Linked DNA regions of Homo sapiens: region 1 is linked to region 2. The links are chromatin loops, found by intact Hi-C in ENCODE. Cell type or tissue: mammary epithelial cell. All regions are shown on one strand. Links, peaks and the distances in the headings refer to the core of each region. The heading gives the core; the rest is flanking DNA. Region 1 overlaps NHSL3 (NHS like 3). Region 2 holds the start of FNDC5 (fibronectin type III domain containing 5).

Region 1 (10,787 bases), core at 5,724-10,723, 100 kb before region 2:
CCAGGCTAGGGGAGAAGGAGGTCTGCTTTGAAGTCTAGCCTCTGCAAGATTAAGTGTGATCTTGGAGAGTTTACTGTGTTTCTCTGGGCTTCTGATGTCACATTGCCAAAGTAGGAAGAAAGTCCTTTGGAAAGTGTGGGGCTGAACCTATGTATGAGGGGCTGTACTGCCAGCCACTGTGGTTCTGCTCTGGGCATCTCCCTGGCTTCCCAGGACTGTGTCCTGGGACTGGCCCCTGCCCCTCTGGGGGCCTCTGCCCACAGCCTTGCCATCCCACTAGCAGCTCTGGGCTCCTGCCTGGCTGCTGCAGGCTCCGAGCTCTTTCCCCAGGGAATTACGCTAGGCAGCCAGGAGGCTTGCAGGTGGGCACCCTGCCAAGTCTAGTCTGGTAGCCCCTCCACCTACCATCTGGCAGCTGGGACCCCTGCCTTAACTCTGGACTTGCAGGCAGGGTGAGTGATCTGCTGCTGGATTGAGTATCTTCGGTCCTCCTAATCATACTCTACTGGAGCAGAGCACCCACGGACTCCTGGCCTCAGTTGCCTTTCTGTGCCCCTGCACCCCATTTAAGGGGTGGGGTCGGCAGATGGGCGGGATCAGTGGCGAAGGTGGGAGGAGGACATGGAGAGCAGCCCCTCCCCCTCCTCTGTCTGGAGCCGGTGCTCTGCGGCGGGGCGGGAGGGCTCGCATCCCCATAGTGCTGGGTTACAGTGAAGGTACGCCCCGCGCTCTGCTCTGGAGAGGCAGGGTGGGATAGGGAACGTCTCGAGTGGCGCCCGCAGTCATGGTGGTGTTCGTTGGCCGCCGCCTCCCGGCGCTCCTAGGGCTGTTTAAGAAGAAGGGTGAGTGGGTGTGGCTTGGGGGGAGGGGAGGGATGCTCGATGCCTCCCTTTCCCAGACCCTTATGTAGAATGAGGAATCAAGGCTGGGCAAAAGTAATGGGGTGGGGCTGGGGGCTGATAATGAGGCCAGAATCTCCCATCCGGCTGTGCTTTTGTCCAGCCGCTTTGTTGCTGCCTTTGTCTGGGCCCTGCTTGTGGGTTGGGAGGATGGATCCAGGTGTCTCTGACCTTGAAGCCTGCAGCCCTCCCGTGAGACTTGCCTCCCTGCCGGGGTACCCACACTTTACTGGGTACAGCCTCCCAGTCAAGATGTACTAGCCTTTCCTAGTGTGCCGGGGAGGATGGGACGTGGGCGGCCCAGAAGAGAGGAGAGTAGTACCACTGGAAGTTGGGAAGCCTGCTCAGTGAAATCCTGTTTAGAGGCCTGGGAATGGAGAAGTTTTGGAGGGAGGGGCCTGTTCCTCCTTCCTTCTCCTAGGAATTGGGCTTTCAGACCTGGATTAAGACATAGGGACAAGAGTTTATTGGACTTTTGAGGGTTGGGGGCCCCTACTCTGAGTGTGATCCGGGAGTCCCCTCTGGGAACCTGGAGTTGAGTCCAGGGTCAGTCTGACTCCTACTGCTGGGTGACCTTAGGCAAGGCCTTGCCCCTTTGAACCGTTTCCCCACTTGTAAAATCTGGGGATCTCGGGCACTGGTCTGGTTGGATCTGTTGGGGGCCTCCTAGCTCTGACCTGTGGGATTCCTGCAGACTCCCTAGGGCAGGAGCTCTGGCTGTTGACGAATGGGCTGAGGGAGGAGGAAAGGCAGGTTTCTGAACTGAAGACCCTGCTCCTGGAGCATGGCCCTTTAAAGGGCTTGTTTTGTTCCCGTCCCTTTATAAGGTGTTACCAAGGTCACATGACCCTTCCAGCGCTTTTGCTTATGTTGTGGGTTTCATTTAAAGGGGGGGCTGGGGCTGCAAAGTGCTGACACAGCCCCCCATCCCCAGGATTAGATGGCCAGCCCCTCCACAGGCGGGGCTTGTAACAGGATCCTTTGTAATGGATCCCTGGCTCCTCTGCAACAGGGGCCAGGGCCAGGGCCAGGGCCTCCAGGAGAGGGGGATACCTGGGACTATTTCCCCAAGAGAGACTGGAGCTCCCTTGGGCGGGTGGAGGGGCCTGGGTCTTTCTTCTCCCCTCCCCTGCCCATCCTTCCACTAAGGGGCAGCCACATGGGTGAGTAGGGGACCCAGGAGGCTATCTCCTTGGTCTGCATCCCCCCTAGGATTTTCTGGGAATATGGTTGTAACTCATGCCAGCTGTCTCTCCTTCCTGATTTCCCGTGATATCTTCTTCCTGGACCTGGTTCAAGTGGTGGCATGAAAAGAGTGGTTTGTTTTCCTGTGAAGTGGGGTTTTGGGTATGGAGGCGAGAGCAATGTATTTACTATGGGCTATGTGTATACTCGGGATGTTTTTTGTGGGGCTCTGAGTGACGTGTGAGTACATAGTCGTGTGTATACTTGGTTACTGTTTGTGTATATACAGAGCAGGGACTGTGGGTGTTGTGTGTTTACGTGCGGGCTGGGTGTGCTTGGTGTGTGTACCTATGTGTGTTTATACTCGGATGCCCTTTGTTTATATACATGAATGACATCTGTGAGTGCTGTGTACGTACACAGTAGACCTGTGTACCTGTGTGCCCTGTGTGTGGGGCCTTATATGGGGCCCTTTGTGTGGTGTGGGTACTCAGATTTATGTACACTTGGGTGTAGTTTGTGTATATGGGGGCTGTGTGTGTTGAGTGTTTACTCCAGAACTGTGGGTTATGTGTCCAGACTGGGGAAGGGGGCATTGCTTGTATATGCAATGGCCGTGTGCAGTCTGGGGACCATGACTGCCCTTGCCGTGAGACCTGTGCCCCTGCAGGGCCCAGATGCCTTTACCTCATTTCCCTTCCTCCTCCCTCCTACTAGGCTCTGCCAAGGCTGAGAATGACAAACATCTAAGTGTAGGGCCTGGCCAGGGGCCAGGGTCTGCAGTGGATGAGCACCAGGACAACGTCTTCTTTCCCAGTGGGCGACCCCCCCACCTGGAAGAGCTGCACACTCAGGCCCAGGAGGGGCTCCGCTCCCTACAACACCAAGGTAAGCTTCCTCTCCACTCCCCTCCCCTCTCCTCCCTCCAGTGCTGCACTGTCAGCTGTCAAGGTCAGGGGCCTAACCCAACAGACCCTTCTGGTGTCTTCCAGAGAAACAGAAACTGAACAAGGGTGGCTGGGACCATGGAGACACCCAGAGTATCCAGGTGAGCCCTGCCTCCAGCTCAGTCCTGACTCTTCTCTACCTGCTTGACCCCTGGCAAGGATGTCTTGGAACATTTCTGGGTCTCAGTTTCTTTATCACAAAGGGCTACACTAAATGAACCCTGAGGGCTAGTTCAGGGTTGCTCAGTGCTAGGTGATGCTGGAGGGGATCTGTGACTCAAAAGTTCGAGTGGGAGGCTGGGCGAGGTGGCTTACACCTGTAACCCCAGCACTTTGGGACGCTGAGGTGGGCGGATCACTTGAGGTCAGGATTTTGAGACCAGCCTGGCCAAAGTGGTGAAACCCTGTCTCTACTAGAAATACAAAAATTAGCCAGGCATGGTGGGAGGGTACCTATAATCCCAGCTGCTTGAGAGGCTGAGGCAGGATAATCGCTTGAACTTGGGAGGCGGAGGTTGTGGTGAGCCAAGATTTCGCTACTGCACTCCAGCCTGAGCTGGATTTGTCTCAAAAAAAAGTTCCAATGGGGAGCCTTGAGGAGACAGCCCCACCCAGATCTCCTTCTACCCTGATAGTCCTCCCGGACGGGGCCGGATGAAGACAACATCTCCTTCTGCAGTCAGACCACATCCTACGTGGCTGAGAGCTCCACAGCAGAGGACGCGCTCTCCATCCGCTCGGAGATGATCCAGCGCAAAGGTGGATTCATGGGCAGGGGAGAGGGACAGTGGGCTCCATTGGGTCCCAGCATCTGTAGCTTCTTTTCCTCCTTATCCAGTGTTTCACCAGGCTCTCTGATTCAATGAATTCGGGAAACACAGTACCCTGTGTCCTCTTGCACATTCGTGATACACACTAACTATAAAGCAGTTAAGAGTTAGAAAATCTTGGCGGCCGGGTGCGGTGGCTCACGCCTGTAATCCCAGCACTTTGGGAGGTCGAGGTGGGCGGGTCACGAGGTCAGGAGATCGAGACCATCCTGGCTAACACGGTGAATGAAACCCCGTCTCTACTAAAAATACAAAAAATTAGCCTTGCCTGATGGCGGGTGCCTGTAGTCCCAGCTACTTGGGAGGCTGAGGCAGGAGAATGGCGTGAACCCAGGAGGTGGAGCTTGCAGTGAGCCGAGATTGCACCACTGCACTCCAGCCTGGTCGACAGTGTGAGACTCCATCTCAAAAAAAAAATAAAAAAAGAGTTAGAAAATCTTAACTGTTGGAAGCCTGGTGTAACTAACTAGTGCCAGCTGTGTGACCTTGGGAAAACCCTTAACCTCTCTGAACTTCTGTTTGATGTTCTATAAAAATGAGGATAAGTACCCTATTGGAATGAATGCCAAATGTTTAGAATGACGACTAACACGTAATAATATGTTTACTAAATAGTAAGCTATCACTAAAGGGAAATTACCATCATTGACTTAGTAGCCTTAGTCTTACAGAAAGAAGCCTCTAGCTTTGTTTAACCTAGCCTTGCCCATACCTACTTGACTGTGGAAACCATTTCTCGCAGAGCTCTTATTACAAAAGTAGTGCCCTGCAGAATGTGCCTGGAGTCCTTTGCTCTAACAGTTTTTCTCCCACGACTGGCCCCCAGGCTCCACCTTCCGACCCCATGACTCATTTCCCAAATCTGGAAAGTCAGGGCGGCGTCGGCGGGAGCGGCGGAGCACTGTGCTGGGACTCCCGCAGCATGTGCAGAAGGAGCTTGGTGAGGCCTGGGTTAGGAGGGCAGTGGTGGGGTGGGTGGGGAGCCTTGGTCATCCCCTCTCTGCTGACCCCACCTCCTCCCTGTCCCTTCCAGGCCTGAGGAATGAGCGTGAGGCACCAGGCACGCCCCGGGCTCCTGGTGCACGGGATGCCGTACGCATCCCCACAGTGGACGGCCGCCCCCGAGGCACCTCAGGGATGGGGGCCCGGGTGTCCCTGCAGGCGCTGGAGGCGGAGGCGGAGGCTGGCGCTGAGACAGAGGCCATGCTGCAGCGCCACATTGACCGTGTCTACCGGGATGACACCTTTGTTGGCCGGTCCACGGGTACCCGGGCCCCACCATTGACCCGGCCCATGTCCCTAGCAGTGCCTGGATTGACAGGAGGGGCAGGGCCTGCAGAGCCCCTGAGCCCGGCCATGTCCATCTCCCCCCAGGCCACCTACCTGTCGAAGTTGATTCCACATGCTGTGCTGCCGCCTACAGTGGACGTGGTGGCCCTAGGCCGCTGCAGCCTGCGCACACTAAGCCGCTGCAGCCTGCACTCGGCCAGCCCAGCCTCAGTCCGCTCGCTGGGGCGCTTCTCCTCCGTCTCCAGCCCACAGCCCCGCAGCCGCCACCCATCCTCCTCCAGTGACACCTGGAGCCACTCTCAATCCTCCGACACCATTGTGTCTGACGGTTCCACCCTCTCCTCTAAGGGTGGCTCTGAGGGCCAGCCGGAGAGCTCTACGGCTAGCAATAGCGTGGTACCCCCTCCCCAGGGAGGCAGTGGGAGGGGCTCTCCCAGTGGGGGCAGCACTGCTGAGGCCTCAGACACACTCAGCATTCGGAGCAGTGGGCAGTTGTCTGGCCGGAGTGTGTCCCTGCGTAAGCTGAAGCGGCCTCCACCCCCTCCCCGCCGGACCCACTCCCTCCATCAGCGGGGCTTAGCAGTGCCTGATGGGCCATTAGGGTTGCCCCCTAAGCCTGAGCGTAAGCAGCAGCCCCAGCTGCCTCGGCCACCCACCACTGGTGGCTCAGAAGGGGCGGGGGCAGCACCCTGTCCACCCAACCCAGCCAACAGCTGGGTACCTGGCTTGTCTCCGGGTGGTTCCCGGCGCCCCCCACGGTCCCCAGAACGGACACTTTCGCCCTCCAGTGGATACTCGAGCCAAAGTGGTACTCCCACCCTCCCTCCCAAGGGCCTGGCAGGTCCCCCTGCTTCCCCAGGCAAGGCCCAGCCCCCTAAACCAGAGCGTGTCACGTCTCTTCGCTCCCCTGGGGCCTCCGTCTCCTCTTCCCTCACGTCTTTATGTTCCTCCTCCTCTGACCCAGCCCCCTCAGACCGCTCTGGGCCACAGATATTGACCCCCCTGGGTGACAGGTTTGTCATACCTCCTCACCCCAAGGTGCCTGCCCCCTTCTCCCCACCTCCCTCCAAGCCCAGGAGCCCTAACCCAGCTGCCCCTGCTCTAGCCGCCCCTGCTGTGGTTCCTGGGCCTGTTTCTACCACTGACGCCAGTCCTCAGTCCCCTCCCACTCCCCAGACAACCTTGACTCCACTGCAGGAGTCTCCTGTCATCTCCAAAGACCAGTCACCCCCACCTTCCCCACCCCCATCTTATCATCCACCCCCACCACCCACTAAGAAGCCAGAGGTGGTTGTGGAGGCACCATCTGCCTCAGAGACTGCTGAGGAGCCCCTCCAAGATCCCAACTGGCCCCCTCCCCCACCCCCTGCCCCTGAGGAGCAGGACCTGTCCATGGCTGACTTCCCCCCACCAGAGGAGGCTTTTTTCTCTGTGGCCAGCCCTGAGCCTGCAGGCCCTTCAGGCTCCCCAGAGCTTGTCAGCTCCCCGGCTGCTTCGTCCTCCTCAGCTACTGCTTTGCAGATTCAGCCCCCGGGTAGCCCAGACCCTCCTCCAGCTCCGCCAGCCCCAGCTCCTGCTAGTTCCGCCCCAGGGCATGTGGCCAAGCTCCCTCAGAAGGAACCGGTGGGCTGTAGCAAGGGTGGTGGGCCTCCCAGGGAGGACGTAGGTGCGCCCCTGGTCACGCCCTCGCTCCTGCAGATGGTGCGGCTGCGCTCCGTGGGTGCTCCAGGAGGGGCTCCCACCCCAGCACTGGGGCCATCGGCCCCCCAGAAACCACTGCGAAGGGCCCTGTCAGGGCGGGCCAGCCCAGTGCCTGCCCCCTCCTCAGGGCTCCATGCTGCGGTCCGACTCAAGGCCTGCAGCCTGGCCGCCAGTGAAGGCCTCTCAAGTGCTCAGCCCAACGGACCGCCTGAGGCAGAGCCACGGCCTCCCCAGTCCCCTGCCTCAACGGCCAGTTTCATCTTCTCCAAGGGCTCTAGGAAGCTGCAGCTGGAGCGGCCCGTGTCCCCTGAGACCCAGGCTGACCTCCAGCGGAATCTGGTGGCAGAACTCCGGAGCATCTCAGAGCAGCGGCCACCCCAGGCCCCAAAGAAGTCACCTAAGGCTCCCCCACCTGTGGCCCGCAAGCCGTCTGTGGGAGTCCCCCCACCCGCCTCCCCCAGTTACCCTCGAGCTGAGCCCCTTACTGCTCCTCCCACCAATGGGCTCCCTCACACCCAGGACAGGACTAAGAGGGAGCTGGCGGAGAATGGAGGTGTCCTGCAGCTGGTGGGCCCAGAGGAGAAGATGGGCCTCCCGGGCTCAGGTACAGTGGGCAGTGCTAGGGTGAGGTCCCATTGCTGATGATGGGAAGTAGGAATCTGAAGTCCCGCCATGGGGGATTTGTTCTTGGATCTTTAACTTTTCTGGTCTGAGAATGCCTGGGAAGGGCAAGCTGTCACCCTTGCTGGGGCCCAGAGGAGAATGGTGTGTGAGTGTCAGGCCTACTGTGTTTGAATTCCAACTTTGCCTCTTTCCCTACCCTTCCTAGCTACATTGTAAAGTGTGGGGCAGTGACACCTACATTATAGTGTCTGAACATGTGTAGGGTGTCCAGCCCAGTGCTGCGGGCACTGTCAGTAAATCAAAGCGGTAAGAAGGTTGGGTGAGGGTATGCTTTGTTGGGCTCCTAGTGCCAGAACCAAGCCAGGAGGCCCCTTGCTAAGTGTCTCTTATTTTTCTCCCCCAGACTCACAGAAAGAGCTGGCCTGACCACCAGGCACCTCACTGGCACTGCTGACCCATCCCAGAAACACAATCTCAGGGACCCGAGCAGCTCCAAGGACGAGAGGATACAGCAGACACAACCTAATAGAGAGGGCGCCTGCAGCCTTAACCTCCACGGCCTTCGATACTTATGCAAGCCTGGTGTTGCTCCTGTCCTCAGAGTCATCCTGCGCTCATGCCTTTTCCCGAATGGGTTCACCTCTGGCAGTTGCCGCTTCAGTCTTGGCCTTAGCCTCATCTTGAAGTGGGTAGCTGGCGGGAGAGGGTGGCTGCGCCCCCTGCTGGCCCTGAGGCTGCAGAGTTGGGAGCAGGACACCTCACCTGAGTTTCATTTTTTTTCATGTCCAAACCATGCACATACTATAGTCCAGAATCAAAGCACTTTTGAAAAGTGGCTGCATGGCCATCCTCCAGGGCCCAGGAAGTTGCATTCCAAGGGCCTGTTTACATGGCAGCAGAATCCATCCCCGGCAGTCAGCCCATAGCTTGGGACCAGTCTGTGCCCTCCTGCCCAGTCCAGTTTACTCCTCTTGGTTCCTGAAGGTGGCCAAGTCATTGTGTTCCCACAGGCTTCTCTAGGCTGGGGGCAGGTGTGGGGCTGTGGAATTCCAAAGCACAAAAGGTGCAGAGGGGATTGGCCTTCCTGTGCCTCAACTCACCAACCACCCTCCTGCCTTCCAGTTCTGCCAGGTGCTCCATGCTGGGGACAAGTAGGAGACTGCCAGGGCCCAAAGAAATGGGTGAGCAGTAGAGTCATCTCGGGGCACTTGGCAGTGTCAAGCACCTGCCCCTTGCCTCCTTGACCACACTGGGGTGGGTGGGCCCCCAGCACTTCAGAGGCAGGAGCCTTTGGGCTGAGCAAGCACTGAGGAGGTGGATGGAAGGGAGCATCTGGAGGGGGGGAGCTTCCTTGAGCAGTGGGCCCAGGCCTGGCCCTCCACACTTCATTCTCTGACCTTTCTCTCTCCTCATTTCGGTGCATGTCCTTTCTGCAGCTGCCTTTCAGCACAGGTGGTTCCACTGGGGGCAGCTAACGCTGAGTGACAAGGATGGGAAGCCACAGGTGCATTTTACTCAAGTCTTCTCTAGTCAATGAGGGGCACCCAGTGCTTCTAGGGCAGGCTGGGTGGTGGTCCCCTAGGTATCAGCCTCTCTTACTGTACTCTCCGGGAATGTTAACCTTTCTATTTTCAGCCTGTGCCACCTGTCTAGGCAAGCTGGCTTCCCCATTGGCCCCTGTGGGTCCACAGCAGCGTGGCTGCCCCCCAGGGCCACCGCTTCTTTCTTGATCCTCTTTCCTTAACAGTGACTTGGGCTTGAGTCTGGCAAGGAACCTTGCTTTTAGCTTCACCACCAAGGAGAGAGGTTGACATGACCTCCCCGCCCCCTCACCAAGGCTGGGAACAGAGGGGATGTGGTGAGAGCCAGGTTCCTCTGGCCCTCTCCAGGGTGTTTTCCACTAGTCACTACTGTCTTCTCCTTGTAGCTAATCAATCAATATTCTTCCCTTGCCTGTGGGCAGTGGAGAGTGCTGCTGGGTGTACGCTGCACCTGCCCACTGAGTTGGGGAAAGAGGATAATCAGTGAGCACTGTTCTGCTCAGAGCTCCTGATCTACCCCACCCCCTAGGATCCAGGACTGGGTCAAAGCTGCATGAAACCAGGCCCTGGCAGCAACCTGGGAATGGCTGGAGGTGGGAGAGAACCTGACTTCTCTTTCCCTCTCCCTCCTCCAACATTACTGGAACTCTATCCTGTTAGGATCTTCTGAGCTTGTTTCCCTGCTGGGTGGGACAGAGGACAAAGGAGAAGGGAGGGTCTAGAAGAGGCAGCCCTTCTTTGTCCTCTGGGGTAAATGAGCTTGACCTAGAGTAAATGGAGAGACCAAAAGCCTCTGATTTTTAATTTCCATAAAATGTTAGAAGTATATATATACATATATATATTTCTTTAAATTTTTGAGTCTTTGATATGTCTAAAAATCCATTCCCTCTGCCCTGAAGCCTGAGTGAGACACATGAAGAAAACTGTGTTTCATTTAAAGATGTTAATTAAATGATTGAAACTTGGCTGTGGCTACTGCTTCTTAATGTGGGGGGGACAGGGCAGTGGTCTGGGCCCACATTTAGAAGGGAAAATGTTTTGCCTGCTGCACACATTGGACCCAAGTATGGGCCTCTTCTGCCTAGTACTGCCAAAGGGACTGTTAAGGTGTCTTGTCCATCTTCTACCCCCCACCCCCCATTACAGGGTAAAGGAACCCCAGACTAGGTGAGGGGCCAGCAGCTGCCTCACACTTGTGTTCTCTCCTGAGATGGTCCAGCTCACATCCAGACACCCTTGTTCAGACATTTTATTTGAATTTATGACAGTGATGGGGATTTGACTGAGATGCCTTATGGAGAAGTACCCCACCCTCTATGAAGACAGAATCACTCTCTGCCATTCATTCTGCCTGATGCTAACAACACGCAGCTGATTTAGGGAGTGTCCCAGCCTAGCTGGATCAAGGGAAATTCCAGGAGCCCTGGGGCAGGCCCTGGCCCCCAGTGCCAAGCCTCAGAGTAAGCAGACATTGGGAAAGTTGCCAACCACTTGGTAGACCACTAGGTTCTCTGTTTTCCCTTCCCTTTCCTTTTCAAATCCCACAGTTTCCTGTTGGGGAGAAGCTGTAATTAGCCTAGTCCAGGTACCAGATCCCAGCTAGGGGCGCAGCTGCTTGGATAACTCCAAGAAAACCTGGGCACCAGTATTTTTCCAATTATAAGGACTGTGGCATAAATTTTTAAATGAGTTATATTGAAACCAGATTTCTCCAGCTGCCAAGGGAAGAAGGTAGGGCTGGACTCCCTGCTGTGGCCCAGCCCTTGT
Region 2 (11,397 bases), core at 1-5,000:
AGTCCCTAGGGGGCAGAGAAAGGACCAGGGGACTCCCAGGTAGCTGGGCTCGAGAGGAGCCTGCCCCGGCGCCGGCCCCCCGCCCCGGGCCCCCTTACCCGCCTGCACCAGCGCGAAGCAGACGCAGCCCAGCCACAGGCGGAGCGCGGCGCGGGCGCGGGGCGGCCAGGCGCTCGGCGACCCGGGGTGTATGGTGGCTCCTCCGGCCGGCAGGCCCGGGGCGGCGCAGGGGGACGCGGCTCCGGCGCCCGGCGGCCGCTCGCGCTCGCGCTCCGGCCCCCGGCCCGGCCGGCCCGGCCGCTCCGGCCGCCCTGCGCCGCCCCGAGCCGCCTGCATGTCGGCTCCGCGGACAGCGACTCCCGCGCGGCGGCGGTGGCGGCGGCCGCGTCCACGTCGGGCGCCCGGGGGGCGGGGCGCCCCCGCTGCGGGGAGAGGTGCGGGGGCGGGGTGAGGACCGGAGGGCGCCCCCACTCCCGCCCCCGCTGCCTATTAGGTCCTCTGCCGGGGAGGAAGGGGCTTCGCGGACCCACGGCTCCCGCCCTCTCACCGAGCGGGAGCCCAGCGGGGTTCTCCGCGCCCCCGCCGCGGTCACTCTCTCTCCCGTGCACAGCCCTGACTTGGCTGCCGCTTTCTGCCCTTTCCCAGGGTAGAGAGAGGACAAGTGCCACCGAGATGCCCGTTTGTGCCCCCACCCCTAAGCGCGCCTCCCTTCCCTGGGCCTAGGGATCCCCTCATTCCACGGTAGACCCGAGGCCTTGCGGCTGGGGCAGACGGGAGCAGAGGGGAGAGATCACAGTAAGGCTGGGGTGAGCAGAGAGTGCTAAGTGGACACTAGGGCTCCGTGTTTCCAGTGGGGTTGGGAAGAGGCTGCTCTGTCTCACTGGAGAGTCCAGCTCTGTGACCCCAGGCCAGTCCTTTTCCTTCATTTTCATCCCCATAGTGAGGGCAGTAATGAGCGTCTACCAGGGGCCAGATACTATGCTGAGCTTTCTTTGCATTATGTGGCTTAATTCTCAGGGCAACCCTGTAAAGTCATACTCTGCACACTTTGCACAGGAGGAGCCTGCAGCTTGGACAGGCTACTTGACTTGTCCAGGGACCCGCAGCAGAGCCAGGATTTGAACACAGGCTGATCTGACTCCCAAAGCTGTGCTTAACTGAACTGTCTCCCCACCCAGAGTGACTTCACCCATCCGGAGATTCGTGAGACTCTAGAATTGGCCGGGGCCAGCTCCTCCCCAGCCAGAAAACAGTCTGCAGCAATCTCTAAGAGCATCTCTGAGAAGGGGAGTGGCTCCAGCCCCCTTCCCTCATCTCAGCCAGAGAAACAAGGTGGAGGAGAGAGGCATGGACCAGGGCTCAGGGCCTTTTGTCTCAGCAAGAACCCCTGAGCCCCCTCCCACGACTATCCGAAATTCCACTACTAGCGGGGCATTCCTTTGGGTCTTAAAGGTTTTCCAGAAGCCCTGGAAGGGCTAATTTTCTTTGGAAAGGAGACGTCTTGCAAAGTTCTGCCACAGAAACGTCTTCAGGGTCTTCCTCTCCATCCCCCTGGTTTTACATTAAGGAAGTGAGGTCTACCGATGGGAAGAGCTTGGTGCAGATTCACACAGTGGGTCAAGAGGAGCGATAGACAACCCTCCTCTCCTTATGCCCACCCAGGACTCCTTCGCTGGCCCTGTGTTCCTCCTTGGTCACCTTGGAAGGGGTGAGATGGAAGCGAGCTTAGGGGCTCTTGTTGAGCAGCAGAATTTTCCTGCCCATCCCCTCAGTGCCCCCAGACCTGCCCCACTCGGCAGGGTGACACTGCCCAGCCCTATCATTTCCCCCGCCACATACCTTGTCCTGGGAGAGCCTCAGCTGGGACCTCGACCCGTTTGGGAGAAGAGCCCCGGAGCCAGAGCACCTCTCTCTCTCTTTTCTCTTTGCTCTCTTTCTCTTTCTCTCCCCTTATTATCTTCTCTCTCTTTCTCCCCGCAGCTGCTGCCTGCCCCACCCCACCCGGCCCCGCCCCACCAGCTGCAGCTTAGCCCCTAGGGACCCCCCACCCCCCATCCATCAGACAGGAAGACAACCAGGAGGCCCGCAGGAGCAACTGGAGCCTCTTCAGGCCTCCAGCACAGGAACCAGCAGGAAGGAGAGGGTTCAGTTAGAGGACACAGAATCTACTCCCGTCCCTGCAGGGGAGAAAAGGAGGGAGGGTCCTGGTGGGGTCTTGGCCTCCAGTCCAGCGCTGGGGAAAGGGGAACCTTGGCGCCATCTGCTGGCCTCTTTGGGTAAAACCTAGATAGATGTAGGGCATTGGGAGGGAGGAGATGGCAGTGCCTGAGGGCTTGAGAGAGAAGGCGGCTGAAGGAGGGGGCTTGGAGGATTTGGAGAGTTGTGACTGTGGGGGTACAGCCTTCTCAGTCCTCATGATGCATGGGGTGCTTGGGCCTTAATTCTGGGGAAAGCCCTGGTGCCTGGAATCTGGCAGCCAGTGAGAGCTGGCTGGGAGGATTTAGTGGAGCCCTGGGTGAACTTGGGAGGGAGCTGTCAGAAGCAGCCACTGCAGGCCAGGGCGCTGGCTCACGCCTGTAATCCCAGCACTGTGGGAGTCCGAGGTGGGTGGATCACCTGAGGTCAGGAGTTCGAGACCAGCCTGGCCAACATGGTGAAACCCCGTCTCTACTAAAAATACAAAATTAGCCGGGCATGGTGGTGTGTGCCTGTAATCCCAGCTACTCTGGAGGCTGAGGCATGAGAATCATTTGAACCTGGGATGCAGAGGTTTCAGTGAGCTGAGCACACCACTGCATTCCAGCCTGGGTGACAGAGAAAGACTCCATCTCAAAAAAACCCAGCCACTTTATGTACCCCATCCCTTAGCGCAAGGCTTACGATGCAGTTGGGGCTCATTAAATGATTGTTGACTGTATGGAAAAAAAATCATTCTTCCATCATATGTTTATTGAGCACCTATTATGGACCAGGCCCTGTGTAATATTCTGGAAACACAGCAGTGAAAGAATGAGTGAAACCATGAGGACCTGGGTAGGGACTAAGGGTGCGCCTCTGTCCTCCCAAGCTGCACTCACTGGGCTTCATTTGGAGGACTCCACAGAGACCCCCTTGAGGGCTGGCCGGTCACTTACACATTGACACCTAATGGGGTCACCAGCATTTGGACCCTCCTGCGTGTCCAGAGTCTCAGCACCTAACTCAGGCTGCAGGTGCCCAAGCCAGCCCCGGGTACCCATTTAGAATAGGAAGTTTCCTTTTTATAGCCTAGGATGGTCATGGCCCCAGTCAAGGATGGTCACTAGACACCCCTCACCCGCCCTGCAAATCACAGGAAGAATCAGGAGGTCAGGAGTTGCTTTGGGGATATAATAATTGAGCACCTACTTTATCCATGTTATTGTTTTATTTTATTTTGAGACGGAGTTTCATTCTTTTGCCCAGGCTGGAGTGCAGTGGCGTGATCTTGGCTTGCTGCAATCTCTGCTCCCCAGGTTCAAGTGATTGTCCTGCCTCAGCCTCCTGAGTAGCTGGGACTACAGGTGCCCACCACCATGCCTGGCTAATTTTTTTATTTTTAGTAGAGACGGGGTTTCATCATGTTGGCCAGGCTGGTCTCGAACTCCTGATCTCAGGTGATCCACCCACCTCAGCCTCCTAAAGTGCTGGGATTACAGGCGTGAGCCACCGCGCCCGGACTTTATCCATGTTATTTTGAGTCTTAGGCTGGTATGTGTCATTAACTTCCATTCCATATCAGGAAGCTGAGGATCAGAGAGGTAAGGGGACTTGCCCTGTGTCACACAGCCAGTGAACTATAGAGACATGTCTCAAATTAAATTATGCGGCTGCAAGTTGAGGGCTTGATCCAGTCTGCCTACCGTATCCCCTCACCTCTAAGGACCTCTGAGGACAAGGATCCAGGGCTCAGGGCTCACCAGAGGACATCACATCAATCTCCTTCCCTGAAGGGCTCAAGGGGACTTATTGCTCACAGAGGCAGTTGCTAATCCCAGGGCCAAGACAAGGGACCCCCTACTCACCCAACACTTTTCCCGTGCTGACACATTATGTACATAAGGGAAGACTCTTTGAATCCTCAGAGGAGTTGGAATTATACCCATTTTACAGATGAGGAAACTGAGGCTTGAAGAGAAGAAGGGGCTTGCCATGGGTCATACAGCTGGGAGACACTGATCTAGCCTCTCTAATCCTCAAAATCCCCATCATGGCAATGATGAAGTCAGGCCAGTTTAGTATTTCCTGAGTGCTGGTGGTGCTGAGGACATAGTGATGAACCAGACTGGTCCTAGTCCTTAGGGAGTTCTCATGGCCGGGGAAGAGGAGAGAGATGCTCTTAAAATACAAAGAGGGGACTGCCTTCTGGAATAGGAGGCACCTGGGGCCTACAGGGACAGAAAAGGTAATTAACTTGAGAGGAAAGCAGGAAGGGCTTCTGGGAAGAGGTGATGCTTGAGCTTAATAAGTACTGACAGTCAGGTGGAAGTTAGCCAAGTGAGAGGAAAGAAACAGAGGGAAAGAGGAATCATTAGCCCTGAGGTCTGGAAAAGTGGAGTGTTTCTGTGGAGGGAAAGCAGGAGAGGCAGAATGTTTATGTGGGCGTTTGCTGTAGGCTCTGAGCTGTGACATTGGGAGCAGGAAAAGTAGAACTAGATTGGAAAGATTGTTCTGAGCTTGCAAGAGAAGCTGGGGCTAGGAAGGGCTTTATTTATTCAACAAACATTTATTGAGCACCTACTAACTGCCAGCAGCATCACAGCTGTGACCAAGACAACAGGGTCCCTGCCCCATGTGAATCTCATATTCCAGGGGGAGAGAAAAGCAATAAACAAGTGAGCTGATGACCAAATGAAATATCTTCAGAGACCGAGAGTGGCTATGAAAACAATGAAGTCATGTGGTGGAGAGTGGCTGGGTGGGGCGACGTTACATGGTGTGGGCTGAGGGGGAGTCACCTGAACTGACACCTGAAGGCAAAGGAGGCAGCAGCACACAGCACAGGAAGGGAGCTCCAGCCCCAGAAGAGCAAGTACCAAGGCCCTGGGGCAGGAGCAAGCTTGCATGTTGGGGAAACAGAAAGAAGCCAGTGAGCCTGGAGCTTTATAAGCAAGAAGGAGGCAGTGAGGGCAGGTGGGATTGGATAACACATGCCTCCAGGTGTGGAAGGGAGGTTAGGTTGATCCCACTCACAATGGGAAGCTTCGAGGGGAGATGAGATGGGATGTGATTTGCATTTTAAAAGGCTCACTTTGCCCGCTCCAGTGTGCAGGCTGGATGGCAGAGAACAGGAGTGGGGGGCCAGGTGCCCTGTGAGGAAGCAAGGAGGGTGCTGCGGTCTCACGGCCAGAAAGGATGCAGTGTTGGCCTGGGTGGTGGCAGGGGACAGAGAGAGAAGTCGATGGAGGATTTGGGATGTTTTTTTTTTGTTTGTTTTTGTTTTTTTTTTTGCAGGAGGAGCTGATGGATCAGACATATAGGAGGAGATGAAAAGGAAGCAGGGCAGAGGTCAGCCCTCCAAAGTCCAGATTCTGAAGCCAGAAACCCCTGGCTGGGTGACATAGGGCCAAGTAACTCTAGCTTTCTGAGCCTAAAATGCCTCCTCTGGTCAGGGGTGGAGAAGAGGAAGAGAGAAAGAAAGAGGTAGGAGGACGGGGGCGGGGGGTGGGGGGGATGGGGAGGGAGGAGGACGGGGAGGGGGGAAGGGAGAAGGAGGAGCGGCAGAATAGAGCCTTCTAATCGGGTAAAGGAGACCTCCTCAAATCTCTTCAGTTCTTCAGAGTCTACACAGGAAGGCTCCCATCCAACAGCACTCAGAGAGGTTGAGAATCTCACCCAGTATCACAAAGCCAGTCAGTGGCAGCTCCAGGCCTCAAAGCCTGGACCCTGGCTTTGCCTTTGGAGACAGATTCTCAGCTGCACACCAGTCACCCAGATTCCTCAGAAACAGTGGGGCCAGAGGCCCCATTTTAGAGGCTCAGAGTGGAAGGCAGTGGAAGAGGTGGAGGCAGCTAGGGGAAGATGAGAGAGGGGTAGAAGGACAAAAGCCTGGGAGTGAAGACTGCCTTTACGTTCACTCCTCAGCTCAGCCCCAGACTGCCGGAGTGACCTTGGCATCTGTTCTCACTGGCGAACAGCGGCCATCCGCAGTGAAGGTCTGACCCTGAGTCTCCAGGGTCGGTCCACCTCCCACAACCCAAGTCCACGGAGGACCTCCCTCGTGGCTCTGCACAGCCTGGGCACAGCCAGCAGAGGGCGCCACCTCAGCCACAGTGAAGCCCACATTGCCCCAGCGCAGGAACAGCCCCAGGAGGAGGCCCCGGCTGGCAGAGGCTGCCTTGCCTGCTGCTTAGCTCTCAGGAGGTCAACTCCCAGGCGAGCCGACCACAGACGCAGCAGCCAGGTAGAGCCTGCATCTTGCTGCCTCTGCCTGTAAACATGTCTCTGAACCTCTCTGAGCCGCAGTTTCCCCATCTATAAATGGGCCTAACAATAGTGCCTGCCTCATAGGGTTCTGTGAGGAGTCAATGAAGATCAGCCACATAAGGGCTGAGTTCCTAGCAGCTGCCATTTTTATTAGCAGTAGTGGCAGTTGTATCATATCTTAAAGCGCCTGACACAAAGTGTGTCCAATCAGTGGTAGCTACGATGACGACAAAGATGATGACGAGGATGTTGCAGGGACTCGGTCATTGCTTGTCTCAAATTTCCTCACCAGGGTGTATCCAGTGCCTGCCAACCTGGGATGCCTCTAGTGAGGGGCATTGCTGCCTTCCTGGCAACACTGCCAGACCATCCTTTTGCTGAAAATTGCCTCCTGGAAGCCATCCCCCTACCTGGCCCACCCAACTCCCCGCTCAGGATGATGCAGCTGGCCCAGCCTCTGGCCTCAGGCCCCTTTGTTAAAAGTCTGCATGAGAGGTCTCAGAGAAGGCTGGAGGACAGATCCAGCAGCTGGACTCATCCCTTTGCTGGAAGGGAAGGGAACCCGGGTGGCTTCCCAGGCAGGAGATTCTCAGTGGGTCTTGTTCTTGCTGCTCAAAGTTCCTTTTCTGCACACTGGGAAGAAATAAGTGAAAGAAAAAATCCCTGTGTTGTCTAAACCTCCCCTCATACCTCCGACCCAGGAATGGCTGGAGGCTGAAGAGGGAATATGATGGCCCAGAGTGACAAGCCCAGGAATGCTGGCATTCTAGTTGGCTCTGGTCCCACCTGCTGCCAGACACACCCATCTGTGTTTGTGGGTCCCGGGGTGAGTGCTTATGGGTCTGGCATCAAGGGGTCTGGTGAGGAAGGCAAGAGTCCAAGGCTTGGAGCCAAACAGTTTGGGCTCACACATTGGCTCAGCCCCGCACTACAGTGTGACCTCTGGCAAATCACTCTCCTGGCATCCATCCCAGCGTGGTGTTTGGGGAACACAGGAGATGTTACATGTGAAGAGGAAAGCGCAGGACCTGGCACGTGCTAAGTATCTATAAATGTTGCAGTGGGTATTATTATAAAGTGCAAGTCCCTCATTTCCCCGAGATGCTCTCTGCATCTGAGTGGGCCAGGGTGGCTGTGGGAGTGGGTTATGTCAGGCAGGATGATGTTCTGACCCACTTCTGGGTCAGCGGGCCAGGGCTTGAAGCGCCATGCCCGTGCCTGCATTTGCAAGGGTGTGTGTGTGTGTTTGGGAGGAGGAAGGGGTGTGCATTGGATGTGCATGTGTGCAAAGGTGTGCATATGCTTGTGTGCATGCACCAAAGGCTGCCCCATCCCAGGCATTCCTGGGGCAAATGCATACTTGCAGGTACCAGTGCAGTCTCCCAGCAGTGATTCAGGAGGCCCTGCTGTTCACTGTTACTATGGAAACAATGAGGCAATCCTCAGCCTCCGGTAGATCCTAAGGTGCCAGGAATGAGAGCTGGCCTGGTCTTCCCAGGGAGGGAGACAAATTGGGAGCACAGGGTTCCTGGGATAGGGCAACCTCGGACTCCGGGTGGGGTTCTGGAACTCTGGGTACCCCTGGACCCTCTGGGAAGTCTTCTCACTCCTCCAAGGAAGCCTGGCCCACTGGAAAGAGCTCGGAGACAGAGCTGGGTTCTAGCTTGCCTCTGGCTCTAACCCCATGCATAGTCTCAGGGAGGGAACTGGGGTGCCAGCAGCAGTCTAGAGCTGGGGTGTGACCTTTCCTCTCACTAGGGCACCTGCCGGCAAAGCTGTGTGAATGTGTATCCCAGAGCCCTGAAGTGTCACGGAGCAGCCTCCTTCACATGCACTACCCTCCACAGTGTCTTGTAGGTTCCCCACAGCAGCTCTGCAAGGGAGGCAAGGCTCAGCTACATGCACAGTCCCTCCGCCCCCAGAGCCACACCACACAGGTGGCTGGGAATTCCAACCACTTTTCTGGGTCATGAGGAGCAGGCTGGGAGGAGAATCCCCCAGGGCTATGGGCAGTGGATGCAGCGTTCAGCCTGGACAACCCCAGCAGAGCTGGGCCGCTGGAAGGCTTCTGGGAGGCAAATCCCGGTTTAGGGGGCACTTTTTAATTTTTATTTCACTTATTTATTTAGAGACAGGGTCTCGCTCACTGCAACCTCCATTTCCCGGGCTCAACAATCCTCCTGGCTCAGCCTCCTGATTACACACCCAGCTAATTAAAAAAATTTTTTTTTTGTAGAGATGGGGTCTCACCATGCTGCCCAGGCTGGTCTCAAACTCCTGGCCTCGAGCAATCCTCATGCCTCGGCTTCCCCAAGTTTCTTTCTTTTTTTTTTTTTGAGAGCAATCCTCATGCCTCGGCTTCCCCAAGTTTCTTTCTTCTTTTTTTGAGATGGAGTCTCGCTCTGTCTACCAGGCTGGAGTGCAGTGGCACAATCTCCGCTCACTGCAAGCTCCGCCTCCCAGGTTCACGCCATTCTCCTGCCTCAGCCTCCCGAGTAGCTGGGACTACAGGCACCTGCCACCAGGCCCGGCTGATTTTTTGTATTTTTAGTAGAGACGGGGTTTCACCGTGTTAGCCAGTCTCGATCTCCTGACCGCGTGACCCGCCTGCCTTGGTCTCTCAAAGTGCTGGGATTACAGGGGTGAGCCACCGCGCCTGGCCCGAGGAAGTTTCTTTTAAAATCTTAATTTGGGGCTGGGCTTGGTGGCTCACGCCTGTAATCCCAACACTTTGGGAGGCAGAGGCGGGTGGATCACAAGGTCAGGCATTCGAGAACAGCCTGGCCATCATAGTGAAACCCTGTCTCAACTAAAAATACAAAAAATTAGGCCAGGCATGGTGGCTCACACCTGTAATCCCAGCACTTTGGGAGGCGGAGGCGGGCGGATCACCTGAGGTCAGGAGTTCGAGACCAGCCTGACCAACATGGAGAAACCCTGTCTCTACTCAAAGTACAAAATTAGCCGGGCGTGGTGGTGCATGCCTGTAATCCCAGCTACTTGGGAGGCTGAGGCAGGAGAATCACTTGCACCTGGGAGGCAGAGGTTGCGGTGAGCCGAGATCACGCCATCTCCAGCCTGGGCAACAAGAGCAAAACTCCATCTCAAAAAACAAACAAACAAAAACCAAGAAGCCAGGCATGGTGGCGCATGCCTGTAATCCCACCTATTTGGGAGGCTGAGGCACGAGAATCACTTGAACCTGGGAGGCGGAGGTTGCAGTGAGCTGAGATTGCATCACTGGACTCCAGCCCAGGTGACAGTGCAAGACTCCGTGTCAAAAAAAAAAAAAAATCTTGGCCGGGCACGGTGGCTCATGCCTGTAATCCCAGCACTTTGGGAGGCCAAGGTAGGCAGATCACAAGGTTAGAAGATCGAGACCATCCTGGCTAACACGGTGAAACCTCGTCACTACTAAAAAAAAAAAAATACAAAACAATTAGCCGGGCGTGATGGCGGGCACCTGTAGTCCCAGCTACTCGAGAGGCTGAGTCAGGAGAATGGCACGAACCCAGGAGGCAGAGCTTGCAGTGAGCCGAAATCGCGCCACTGCACTCCAGCCTGGGCAATAGAGCGAGACTCCGTCTCAAAAAAAAAAAATCTTAATTTTGACTCAAGTCTCAAATATCCTCCATGTCCAGGTTTTAATACATTCAGACAGAAGGGAATATAAAGTTAGAAGTGAAGACTCAGCCTCCTGCCCTCCACTCCACTTCCAAGAAGTGACTGGTCCCTTTGCCATGACCCAGGAATGATTTTCAAACGGTCCCGTCCAGGATAGACCAAGAGAAGTGGCAGGATTGAGCTCCCCAGCAATGGAATTATGGAAGAAAGATCTCAATGTTTTGATTACAGAGGCTGTGAAGGGGCCACTTCTAATTGAGGGGAGCAGAAACAGGGCAGGCCTGGCTGGGTGATCTCAGGCAAGTCACTGTCCCTCTCTGGTCAACTCCTGAGGCCCTTCCAGCTATGAGTTGCTTTCACCAGCAAAAAGAAAAGTGACTACTCTGCTGGGCAAGTGTGGCCTGGATGTGACCCCAGATGCTGGCATTACTTCACCCATCCCACCAAGGCCAACTCCCATATGGGAGAGATTAGGGCTGAGAGAGGGTCAGGGAGCCCCTTCATCTGGTGTGGGGAAGATCCTGGTCATCCGGGGCAGGGGTTGCTGGGCTGGTGGGACATTATTAGGGGAAAGGAAGGTAGAGGGAGAAGAGATGGGGTGGAAGGTGAGGGTTAAGGCATGTCTCAGAGAGCCTCTGGTAGGCAGCAGGGAGCCATGGAAGGTTATTAAGCAGGGAGGAAGGTAATCAGATTTAGAGAAACTGATCAGAGCAGGGGAGCTGTGGGAAGGCCAGAGCTGTAATACCAGGCAGATATGACCAGGAAGTGAGTGGCACTGTGGAGAAGAGGGCAGGCCTGAGACCTCCTCTGCTACAATGGGCCGGACTTGGGAAGAAGGCAGGTGTGGGAGTGAGGAAGAGGGAGGGGTCCTAGATGGGGTGGGGCCTCAGCCTCCTTTGGTGGATGGAGGGGGCCCAAGGGCCGGACAGGCTGTGGGAGAAGGTGATGGGGTGACCACTGGCAGGCTTACGTCAGGGTGTCTGCGGGCTTCTGGCAGCAAGTCCCGGAAGTGGCTGGAAAGGCAGGTTTTACAGAAAATGGACCAGAGGGGTTGTTTTTGCCAACTTTCCCCAAAAGACAAAAGGCCATGCCAGGATTTGAACCTGGATCTGTCACCCCGGGAAATCTGTACTCTCATATTGAGGAACCAGCTAAGATGCAGCACTTTCTCTATCTCTTGGGCTCCCTGACAGTGGACTTGGCATGGAACTGGGTGCTTTTACCCAGGAGTCAGGGCTCTTCTTGGGGACCCATTGGAGCCATCTCCATCTTGCAGAGCTCAGCAGCCTCAGGGGCTCTCCCAGCAGGATCTTCAAGCCTAGACTTCTG

The links. Hi-C counts contacts between places; a loop is a spot of excess contacts. Peaks named below come from ENCODE experiments on the same cell type or tissue, not always from the same donor. Only the 100,000 strongest peaks of a DNase experiment are listed, where the experiment ranks them.
Region 1: a loop joins it to region 2, with 12 times the contacts of the local background. A loop is called at or near these places in 9 of 110 quality-filtered maps.

What each region holds. Positions count from the first base shown.
Region 1 is chr1:32,764,986-32,775,772 of GRCh38, forward strand. NHSL3 (NHS like 3) reads left to right here. Exons shown (of 7, transcript NM_020888.3): 2 at 2,802-2,972; 3 at 3,077-3,132; 4 at 3,667-3,790; 5 at 4,688-4,801; 6 at 4,895-7,456; 7 at 7,880-9,985. The coding sequence ends at 7,902. YARS1 (tyrosyl-tRNA synthetase 1) reads right to left here. Exons shown (of 13, transcript NM_003680.4): 13 at 10,254-10,787. Among named protein-coding and RNA genes, the nearest start is that of NHSL3, 29 kb to the left of the region's middle. RefSeq lists enhancers at 657-1,549, 1,550-2,443, 4,490-5,405 and a silencer at 8,023-8,317. In mammary epithelial cell, for the core only: a CTCF peak has its summit at 8,192 (motif pointing left); DNase peaks (open chromatin) are centred at 8,146 and 10,446; H3K27ac peaks cover 649 bases.
Region 2 is chr1:32,870,555-32,881,951 of GRCh38, forward strand. FNDC5 (fibronectin type III domain containing 5) reads right to left here and starts at 358. Exons shown (of 6, transcript NM_001441683.1): 1 at 99-358. The coding sequence starts at 336. LOC105378631 (a long non-coding RNA gene) reads left to right here and starts at 5,415. Exons shown (of 3, transcript XR_947160.4): 1 at 5,415-5,661; 2 at 11,345-11,397. RefSeq lists enhancers at 2,126-2,982, 6,064-6,233. In mammary epithelial cell, for the core only: a CTCF peak has its summit at 2,259 (motif pointing left); no DNase peak of the experiment used is centred there; H3K4me3 peaks cover 427 bases; H3K27me3 peaks cover 607 bases.